Regions from separate parts of the Homo sapiens genome. Here region 2 is linked to region 1. The links are chromatin loops, found by intact Hi-C in ENCODE. Cell type or tissue: ascending aorta. All regions are shown on one strand.

Region 1 (5,000 bases):
CTATGGGTCCAGCCCCAATGCCTCCTTCTCCTGCATGGAGCCGTCAGAATTTCCCCCATTTGGGATGTTCTTAACCTACTTGCAGATTCCCACACTAGCGTGTTTTGTTGGTCTAATTCCACCTTGAATCAGAACAGTGTTTCTCAAGATTTTTTTTTCTTGGTGGCATAGGGACATGGAACTATCCAATATCACTTAGCAGTGAGAAAGCTGTTCCTTTAAAAACTCTCTTTCATTCATTGAGGGTGGGGTTGCCAGATTCAGCAAGTACAAATACAGGAGACCCAGTTAATTTGAATTTCAGATAAATAAGAAATAACTTTTTCCAGGGTAAGTAGGGCCTCCGCAATATTTAGGATATATACTAAAAAATTATTCATTGTTTATCTGAAATTCAAACCTAATGGGCATCTTGTATCTTTTCTTCTTCTTCTTCTTCTTCTTTTTCTTTTCTTTTCAGACGGAGTTTCACTCTTGTTGCCCAGGCTGGAGTGCAATGGAGCAATCTCAGCTCACCGCAACCTCCGTCTCCCGGGTTCAAGCAATTGTCCCACCTCAGCCTCCCGAGTAGCTGGGATTATAGGCATGCGCCACCATGCCCAGCCAATTTTGTATTTTTAGTAGAGACGGGGTTTCTCCATGTTGGTCAGGCTGGTCTCGAACTCCTGACCTCAGGTGATTCACCCACCTCGGCCTCCCAAAGTGCTGGGATTACAGGAGTGAGCCAGGGCATCTTGTATTTTATCTGGCAGATATAATCAAGAAGAAAGTCTTAGTTGGGTGCTAGCCTGTCTTTAACATAGCTCTGACGCTTGTTAATCTTCCTTTTTATCAGAGAGAGAGAGAACAAGTCTCAGGCTCTAGGTAAAATTTAACAACATTGTTTTGTTTTTATTGTATTTTATTTACATGGTTACTATGTACGGTGAGTGTTACTATCTTCCCTTTACAGTAGCAATATCAAATTCCCTTTGAAATAACTGTATTCAGGTTTTAAAAAGTGAATCAATTTAAAGAAAACTGTTACGTAAGTAACATCACAGGTTCAATGCAGTTGTGACAAAAAACAGGAAGGCGAAGGCCAAGAGACCAGGGCTTGGGGCTATCTGAGACGGCGCTTCTGCCCTTTCCCATCTGTGAACTCCAGGGTCCCTTCCTCCCCTGCCCCGTCCCTTGTCCACACAGGCTTGATGGCTGGAATTCTGCAGCCCCTGGGGCAGGCCTGCAGGAAGTGCTGGGGGCTCAGCTGCGCATGCTGCAGTTCTGGGGGAGAGGTTTCAGTCCATTCTCCATCACTGAGGTCCCCAGAGCCCCTTTATACAAAACAGCCTCCCCGTCCCGGGCTCAGCTTCAGAGGGGCTGTTACTGAGGAGGCAGCCGCCAGGGACTTCTCAATGTGTTTCCAAGTCAAATCCCAGCCTTTTCAGCTTTGCCAAGACCCACCCCCACTTCCACTCTGGCTGCCTCCGGGAGTCAGGGCTGCGGGCCATGTCCTCCAGACACCCCTCCCCCACCTACCAGACCTTCCGGCCCAGACACCATTAGTGCCCCCATCCCAGGCCTGGCACCTTTGCCTCATCTGTTCCCCACCCCCTCTAACCCTGAGGCTCAGAAGACAGCCTTGGAATTAGAGGTAGGGGCTGGGAGGGGGGCAGAAAAGGAGCTAATTCCCTGGATTGCAGAGAAGGCCCCAGTCCCTTCTTAGACCAGGACTGGGCTGAGGACGGGGAGGTATAGCAGCAAGTCTATGCTGCACCAGCCTCTTCTCCTTAGAAGCCCCCTTCCCACTTCTTTATTGTCATTACCAGCAACAACGATAACAGCCCTTCCTTTTCGAGACCCTTCACGTGTCAGGCACCGTGCTAAGTATTTTCTGTGAATCTTCTTATTGCACCCACACAGGGACCCTCTAAGCTGACAATTGCCATTATCTTATTTTAGAGAGGAAAAAGCTGAGGCTTGGTTGTGTTAAGTAACTTGCTCAAGGTCACGTATTTAGAAGGGACAGAGCCCACACAAGCGCCACCCTCAGATGCACAGTATCAGCCCCAAAAGACTTCTAGGACGTGAGGTGGAGAAACTGAGAAACCAAGAGACAAAGGCTGCCTGCCAGGCTTGGTTTGACTCTGGTAGAAATCCCCTCTGCTGTCTCACCCAGCGTCTGATCACCACCAGAGCTGAAGTGCTCTACCAAGTTGCTGTGTGGCCTGGAGCAGCCCCTTGGCCCTCTCTGGGCCTCCACATCCCCTTCTGAGCTATCTTAGAGGCTTTTCAGCTTGGCTGGCTGTGGCGGTCCCTCTCTCCCCCTCCAGGGGCCTATGGTCCCAGCCAGGAGATGAGCCAGGGGAGCACGTAGGGGAGAGGCATGGGGACCATCTCAGGCCTCATTCACCTCTTGATCCTCAGCAAAGATGCTTCTCCCCAAGGCAGAGGCAGGCTCCAGCTCAGACATCAAAGAGCCTGTGCGGCTGGCGCTTTGATGGGAGCCTTGTAAAATAATAGGAAACATGAGGATGACACTGTGCCCCAGCCCAAAGCGCAAGGCTTGGAAAAATGAAAAGAAAAAACTCTTGGCAGCCCTCTGCGCGGGCTTTGGCTGAACTTCGTTCCTTGCAGCTGTCGGCAGCCTGTCCTCTCCCCACTAGGTTGTTTGCAGCCACCCCTGGCGGGGGATGTGGGTCCTTGCATGACTGGTGAACTGGGGACCTCTCCCCACAGCAAAGGAACTTGTCTACTGGAATCCCTTTCTCCCAGGCTCCAGAGAGCACTACAGAGAGCACAGAGCTGGGGGCTTTGAAAGGGCTCACAGGGACTCTGAATAAACCCTCATTTGAAGATACTTTAGTCCATCTCAGACCTGGAGACTGTGTGGCTCATAATCCAATAATTTGCTCTTTCTACCTCCTGCCAAATGCATTAGCAGCAACTGACCAGACCACGGGGGCCTGTCATTCCCCTGCTCAAAACCTTCTAGGCAACAATGTGGTGACACATACTGAATTAAATGCATGTATCCTTTGACCAGCAATACCACTTCTAGGAAGTTATCCAGCTGGCACACCAGCCCACATGCTCAAAGGTGAATGCGTGAGGATATGTTCATCGCAGGGTTGTTTGTGGAAGCAAATGGCTAGAAATGATGTCAAGGTCCATTCGTAGGGATGGGTAATGACGTGCAGAGCGTCTATATGGCAGGACAGTAAGTGGGGGTAAAACCAATGAGATACACCTACATGTGCTGCTCAGAAATTATCTGTAAGGCTGGGTGTGGTGGTTCTTGCCTGTAATCCTAGCACTTTGGGAGGCTGATGTGGGTGGATCACTTGAGGTCAGGAGTTCAAGACCAGCCTGGCCAACATAGCCAAACCCCGTCTCTACTGAAAATACAAAAAAATTAGCTGGGTGTGGTGGCGCACACCTGTAGTCCCAGCTACTCGGGAGGCTGAGGCAGGAGAATTGCTTGAACCCAGGAGGCGGAGGTTGCAGTGAGCCAAGATCACACCACTGCACTCCAGCCTAGGCAACACAGCGAGACTCTGTCTCCAGAAAAAAAAAAAAATCTATAAAGCATACACTGGAACAGAGAATGGTGTGTATAGTACATTACCACTTACAAAAAGGAAGCAATGGAATGCATTGAATCAATATAGCCTCGAATATTGCTCCAAAGACATACAAGACCTGTCAAAAGGGTTTGCTTCTCAAGAAGGAATTGGGAGAGGGGAAGGAAAATTTATTTTTTACTAAGAATTCAGTTGTATTGTTTGCTGCCTTTTTTTTGTAAATAAGTGACTGTGCAATACAAATTTTTTTATGTCAAAAAGTGTGAACACCTTTAAAAAAAAAGGTTCCATATTCCACAGAGGATAAAGTCCAAAGGCCTCATTAGACTGACTTTATGGCCCCTGGGAGCTCCTGGGAGCACCGCCCCAGCCTCCTCTTCTCTCCCCTGCCCCCTTCCTGCACCCCACCCCTAACCTCTGCCATATAGGATGGTTTTTCTCCCCCACTCTCCTAGACAGACTGAGATCCCCTTCTCTCTGACTCCCACAATCCTGGGTGTCTGGGGCTCTGAGATGCTCAAGACCTACTTTCTTCCATGGCTGCTGCAGAGGTCCTTCCCTTCCCAACATGTGGAGCCCCTTTTCCTCTGGGTGGGGACAGGCAGCCTGAGGCTGGCTCTGGGGGAGGGGAAGTTCCCCCTGGCAGACACACCCCCAGCTTCAGAGGCTGGGGTTGCAGAAGTCCAGGGTAGTGACAAAGTTCCAGGAAGGTTATGTGGTACCAGAAACTCACTAAGGGCCCTTTTATAACACGCAGCTTCCCCCGACCCCCGGGGCACACCAGAGAGTGGAAAGTCACGCATGGAGATATGGCCGGTGGCCAGGCTGGCTCAAGAGGGAGTTGGAGGTTGGTCCTCAGACCAGAATGGGAGGTCCCAGAAGCTCCCAGGGTCCATAAAGTCAGGCTGAGGCCTTTGGACTATCCTCTATGGAATATGGAACCATGTTTTCACACTTTTTTGAAACTAAAAAAATTCATACTGTACACTGACTCATTGTAAAATTACTTCACTTTACCCCTAGGGGCCTGGCGTTCATCCTGACAACTCTATTGGGCTTTGAGAAAGGTATGGGGAGGGATATCCAACACAGCTCAGTAAGGCTGACCTTCCCAAAAATGCAAGGGAATAGCTAGATTTTGCCCCTGGGAGAGACCCAATCTTTTCTTCTAAAGAGAAAATGGAGTCCCAATGACTTGTCCCAAGTCACACAGAAACCTCAGAAGAGACAGGACTGGAACAAAGCCTTCTGGCCCCTTTTCCAGAGGCTGTTTCACACAGTGGTGAGAAAACAGATTTGTGGACACCTAATTTGCTGTGTGGCCTTGGACACATCGATTTCACTTCTCAGAGCCTATCTGCTCATCTCCTATAAGAGGGAACTGAGCTCTTAATTGTCCCTTCTAATTATAATGCTATGTTTTATTTTAACAATGTA
Region 2 (5,000 bases), 450 kb after region 1:
AACTTTATAATAGGTATGTATTTGCAGGGAAAAGAACATAGTATGTATGGGGTTTGGTTTTATCCAAAGTTTCAGGCATCTACTGGGGCCTTGGAATGTATTCCCTGCAGATAGGGGGGACCACTATCCTATAAGTGGGTGTCACAGCCGGGACTAGAGCCAGGTCTTCTTACTTCCCACCCCAACCCCCCTCCAAAGTCTGTCCCAGGCCTGTAAAGTGCCCCGGTACGGAGAACAGAAGACTGGACTGGGTCAGGAGACTGGAGTCTGTGGCTCACTTCTCCCAACAACTTAGCAAATTACCTCCTCTGAGTCTCAGTCGCCAATCCCTGCCTGGCTGGGCTCGTGCAGAGAATGTGACTTTGAAACAAAGGTCAATGTGTGGCAGGACAGAGGTGTGCTGTGGAGAGGGCAGGGGCAGCTATAGCCTGAAGCCTGGGGCCTTGAGCCACCAGCCTCACATCTTAGCAGGGGCTGGAGGCGGGGAGCTGCGCAGCCAGGTGAGCTTCAGCCCCACCGATCACCCGAGCCCATCTTGTCTAGGCCAAAACAATGGGCCCTCTTGCTTTCCTTCCCTAAGCCTCAGTTTCCCCACGAGCACAATGGAGCACAGGAAGGCAGTTAGATCAGATAGATGATCCCTGAGGGCTCTGGCGTGCTGACATTCCAAGACTCTGACCCCATAACCCCATGGCCAGGCCTCCTCCTCCCTCAGGCATTTGGTTTATTCAGAGCATCCCAGGCCTGAGACTGCCTGCCCCCAGCACCCCCCTCTCCCTGCAGCATGGCCCTCTCTCTCTCATCTCACTGCTGTTTCTACCCGGCCTGTTCCTGGCCTCCAGACTGAACATCCCACTGTCCCCTCAGTGCCCACAGACCCTCCCTATCCTAAACCTGCTCAGTTGCAGCTCTCACTCCTGCTCTTTGACCTCATTCTCATCTCAGAAAATGGCATCGTCCCCTCAGCACGTGCGCGTGTACACACACACACACATACACTTCTGCCTCCCAGTATTCCAAGCCAGATACAGAGGTGCATACCTCCCTCTCCAGCCCCTCAATATTAAGTCACCCAGTCCTGTTGATTCTCAGCTAAGTAACTCTCAAATCCATCTGTTTTTTTCAGTCCCCACTGCCTTCTCCCCAGACCCAACCAAACATGCACGTTGGTCAGAGAAGCGGTGGAGCTGGTGGCATAGAACACAGAGTCACACCACTTCACTTTAATCTCTGCTCTACCCCTTCTGGCTCTGTGTTCCTAGCCCAGTTATTAAATGCTCTCTGCCTCAGTTTCCCCACTGTAAAATGGAAATGATCACTGTATCTACCTCATAGAGTTGATGGAGAATCAAGTGAGCCAATACGTGCCAAATGCTCAGAATGGTTCCTGGTGCAGTAACACGGGCTTTCTGGCTTGTCTGTTCATGCATATGGCTGTGTGTTCAGGTGAATTTGGGGTTCTATGTGCACATGTTCTGTGCATGTTGTATGTGCTGCATACACATGTGAACTGTTGCACACGGGTGCATCTCCACGGGTGCTGGGCACAGTGGGAGCTGCGCACATGTGTTTTGTGTGGGTGTGTACATGTTTAGTACCTGCATGAGGGCTTGGCACCCACATGGCCTCTTGCATACGTATGTGTTTCAGAGGAGTGTGCGAGGAAGTGCGTAGGCAGGCATCTGTGCATCTGTGCTGTGTGTATGTGCTGACCATGTGCAGGCTCCCCCCATCAACCCCCGCAGCAATGCAGGGCCCCCTCCCTGGCCTGCCTGTGTCGTGGGAGCCTCAGGACCCTGAGGGAGGGAAGCTGTTGCTGGCGGATGTGGCCAAGATGGGCTGGATTTATTTAGATTAAGGCGGTGGGAAAGGAGTGGAGAATTGTACGTGCTGGGAGGAGGGAAGTCTGGGGCTCTGAGAATGACTCCCCAAGCATGCTTGCTCTCCTGGACTTGGGGCACCCACTCCTCTCCCCTGGACTTGGGGTCCTTACTCTGCTCCTTTGACTTGGGGTCCCCACTCTGCTTCCTTTTGACTTGGAGTTCCCAGTCTGCTCCCCTGGACTTGGGGTCCTTACTCCGCTCCCCTAGACTTGGGGCCCCCCACTCCTCTCCCCTGAACTTGGGGTTCCACTCTGTGCCCCGGACTTGGGGTCCTCACTCTGCTCCCCTAAGGGGTCCCTCTGAGTCACGTGAGGAGCTGGGCATGATCTCCACTTTGGGCCTCTGAGCCTACAACCTGGCCAGAATAGGAGGAATCAGGAGGGGTTCCTGGCACATAGCACTCTCTTCATGGGCAAAAGGGGGACACCTAGGGGTGCCCTCCCTCTCTCTGCTCTAGAGGCCTCCCTGGGCAGGAGAGTACAGCAGATAGGGGGAGTGCCTGCTCTCTGACTGTGACATCCAGCTTGTCCTAGGTGGCCCTTCCCTAGAGTACAGTCCTCCTAAAGAGGGGAAGTTGTCACAGGCAAGCCCACTACCACCAAGTCAGCTGCCTGGGCCTCCCTGGGATTGGCTGGAACCAGAACAGCCTCTGGGAAGCACAAAGAGGCCTAACACATTTGGTGGAAAATGTGGGGTATCAGGGAGTCATCCAGGATGGCCTGGGAAGTCATGTCTGGGTGCCCTAAGCCCTTCTCTGCCCTCCCTGGCCCTCCAGCCTCTTGTCCCTACCACTCTTTCCTTGCCACCTCCTGGGGTTCCACGTCACCAGCGGAAAGTCCCCTGAAACACTGTTGAAACACTGTTGTCTAACTTTTTTTTTTTTTTTTGAGACAGAGTCTCACTCTGTCACCAGGCTGGAGTGTAGTGGCGTGATCTCAGCTCACTGCAACCTCCGCCTCCTGGGTTCAAGCGATTCTCCTGCCTCGGCCTCCTGAGTAGCTGGGACTACAGGCACTTGCCACCATGTCCAGCTAATTTTTGTATTTTTAGTAGAGACGGGGTTTCACCATGTTGGCTAGGTTGGTCTCGATCTCTCAACCTCGTGATCCGCCTGGCTCGGCCTCCCAAAGTGCTGGGATTACAGGCATGAGCCACCATGCCCAGCCTTGGTCTAACTCTTAATTGTATAGATGGGGAAACTGAGGCCCAGAGAGGGAAACAACTTGTCAAAGCCCGCACAGCAAGTCTGTGGCTGAATAGTCATGGAAATTCCTTTCGTGGAATGAGATGGCTGGTGGATTCTTATGTGACTCTAGCCTCAGGAATGTAGCCCCCTCCTGCTTACTAGCCCCCACCTCCTCAAAACACCCCGGTAAGATTCGTGGTGACTAGAATCTTCTCTTTGGCCTGTCAGAAAGGCAGAGCTTCACCATAGGGACAGCTCTTTGAGATGACACCTGCCAACCTCTCTATATGGATGGGGACGCAGAGTTCAGAGAGGCTGGAGACTCGCTCAGTCTCACAGTGGGTCCCAGGGTGCTTATGAGGGGAGCTGATTGCTCTATTCATAGTAAAGCCAGTCCGAGATCCCTGGGGTGCCTACAACCTCCCTACGGCATCCACACTGCCTGCCTGTCCTCTCCCCACAGCTTGAATCTGCCTTTTTGCTGTGTGACTGGGGCATGCTTCTGTCCTTCTCTGGGCCTCTGCTGCCCATTCAAAAAGCATACCTCCTAGCTCAGAGTCTCTAAGCCACCCCCAGCCCCAGGCCCAGCAGAAGAGAGCCTGAAGGGGAGAGGATGGAGTGCCACATGGGAGGAGGGTCGGGGGCTGCATGCCATGAAGGCCCAGCCCACATAGCCAGCCCAGCCTTCCAGAGCCAGGCCAGCCCCGCTGCAGTGACCTCCCTTCTCCTGGCCAGCCGGCCAAATTCCTCCTTTAGAATAATAAACAGTGTGGCCAGCCAGGGAGACTGGGAGAGGAGGGGCAGGGAAGCTGAAGTGACCCCCTCCCCCAGCCTCTGCTAATGATTTTCTTTGGCTGAGATCTCTAGCAGGAAGGGGGCAGCCAGAGGGGCACCGACGGAGGGGCAGATGGGCCTCTGTGGGGGCTGCTGGCTCCGCCTTGGCGCTGCTCCCTCCTGACCAAGGAGGCCTGGCATCCAGCTGGAGGGGCTGGGGCAGAGGAATGGTGGGGAGCAGAGGCTGGAGGGGGCGTCAGAAGGGCTGGGCTTTGAGTCAGGAGCAGTTCAGAGAGGGGAGAGGAAGAAACGAGGAGACCTTCAGGCAGGCAGTCTGAAAGGGAGGAGGGAGGAGAAGAGCTGATTTGCTCAGACTGTTTCTTGGGGTGTTGGGAAGAGCTAAGATTGGGGGTCCATAGGCGGGAGGAGCCTTGCCTATGTCCCACCCCTGACATGTGAATGCAGCCCTGGTAGGTGAGGTACTCACCATCATCCACTTCCAGAGCTGGGGACTTAGGCCACAGGGAGAGCGATGGCACAAGAGGTGGCATGCTGGGGCCTGAACCCGGTCTGCAGACCTAAACTGAAAACTAAAAGGGGTGAGATGGGGAGGTAGGGGCAAGCTGGGCATGGCCTTCAGAGGCAGGCCAGGCTGGGCAGCCCCACAGCCAGAGGAGGCTCCTTGTTGCCTCATCATGCCGTCACCTCCCAAAGCTCATGCTCTGCGACCCCTGTCCTCTGGCGTCCTTCCTGCCAATGCTGCAGGCAGACTCTTGGCATACTTGGCTCCTGGTGGTCTCTTGGGACCTGAGGTGTGTCTTCCAAGATAGAGGAGAGCAAGGGCCACCCCATTCAGTCTGTCTCTGTCTTTGTCCTTGCTTCTGTCTCTGTCTTTGTCCTTGCTTCTGTCTCTGTCTTTGTCCTTGCTTCTGTCTCTGTCTTTGTCCTTGCTTCTGTCTCTTAGTGCCTCTGGTGCTGTCTCTCTGGGCACCTCCTCTCTGTCTCTGTGTCTTTGTCTCTTTCTACTTCTATCATTCCAGGTCTCTTTCTCTCTGTCTCCCTCTCAGACAGGCTCTGCTGTGGAATCTTGGGTAAACTTCTCACCTTCTCAGAGCCTCAGTTTCCCCATCTGCACCCTGGGGGTGGGGGTGGGGGGA

What was found. A loop is a pair of places that touch in the nucleus more often than their neighbours do. Peaks named below come from ENCODE experiments on the same cell type or tissue, not always from the same donor. Only the 100,000 strongest peaks of a DNase experiment are listed, where the experiment ranks them.
Region 2: it touches region 1 in a loop (3-fold over the local background); 1 of 110 quality-filtered maps calls a loop at or near these places.

Annotation. Positions count from the first base shown.
Region 1 is chr5:150,587,623-150,592,622 of GRCh38, reverse strand. It overlaps a transcript of SYNPO not described here. Among named protein-coding and RNA genes, the nearest start is that of SYNPO, 51 kb to the left of the region's middle. RefSeq lists enhancers at 2,158-2,357, 1,905-2,404. In ascending aorta, a CTCF peak has its summit at 2,673; DNase peaks (open chromatin) are centred at 1,112, 1,492, 2,592, 4,352 and 2 weaker places; H3K4me3 peaks cover 1,094 bases; H3K27ac peaks cover 3,899 bases.
Region 2 is chr5:150,137,749-150,142,748 of GRCh38, reverse strand. All of the region lies in intron 1 of PDGFRB (platelet derived growth factor receptor beta), which reads left to right. Among named protein-coding and RNA genes, the nearest start is that of PDGFRB, 16 kb to the left of the region's middle. RefSeq lists an enhancer at 4,648-5,000. In ascending aorta, a CTCF peak has its summit at 2,373; DNase peaks (open chromatin) are centred at 2,748 and 3,848; H3K4me3 peaks cover 4,457 bases; H3K27ac peaks cover 5,000 bases.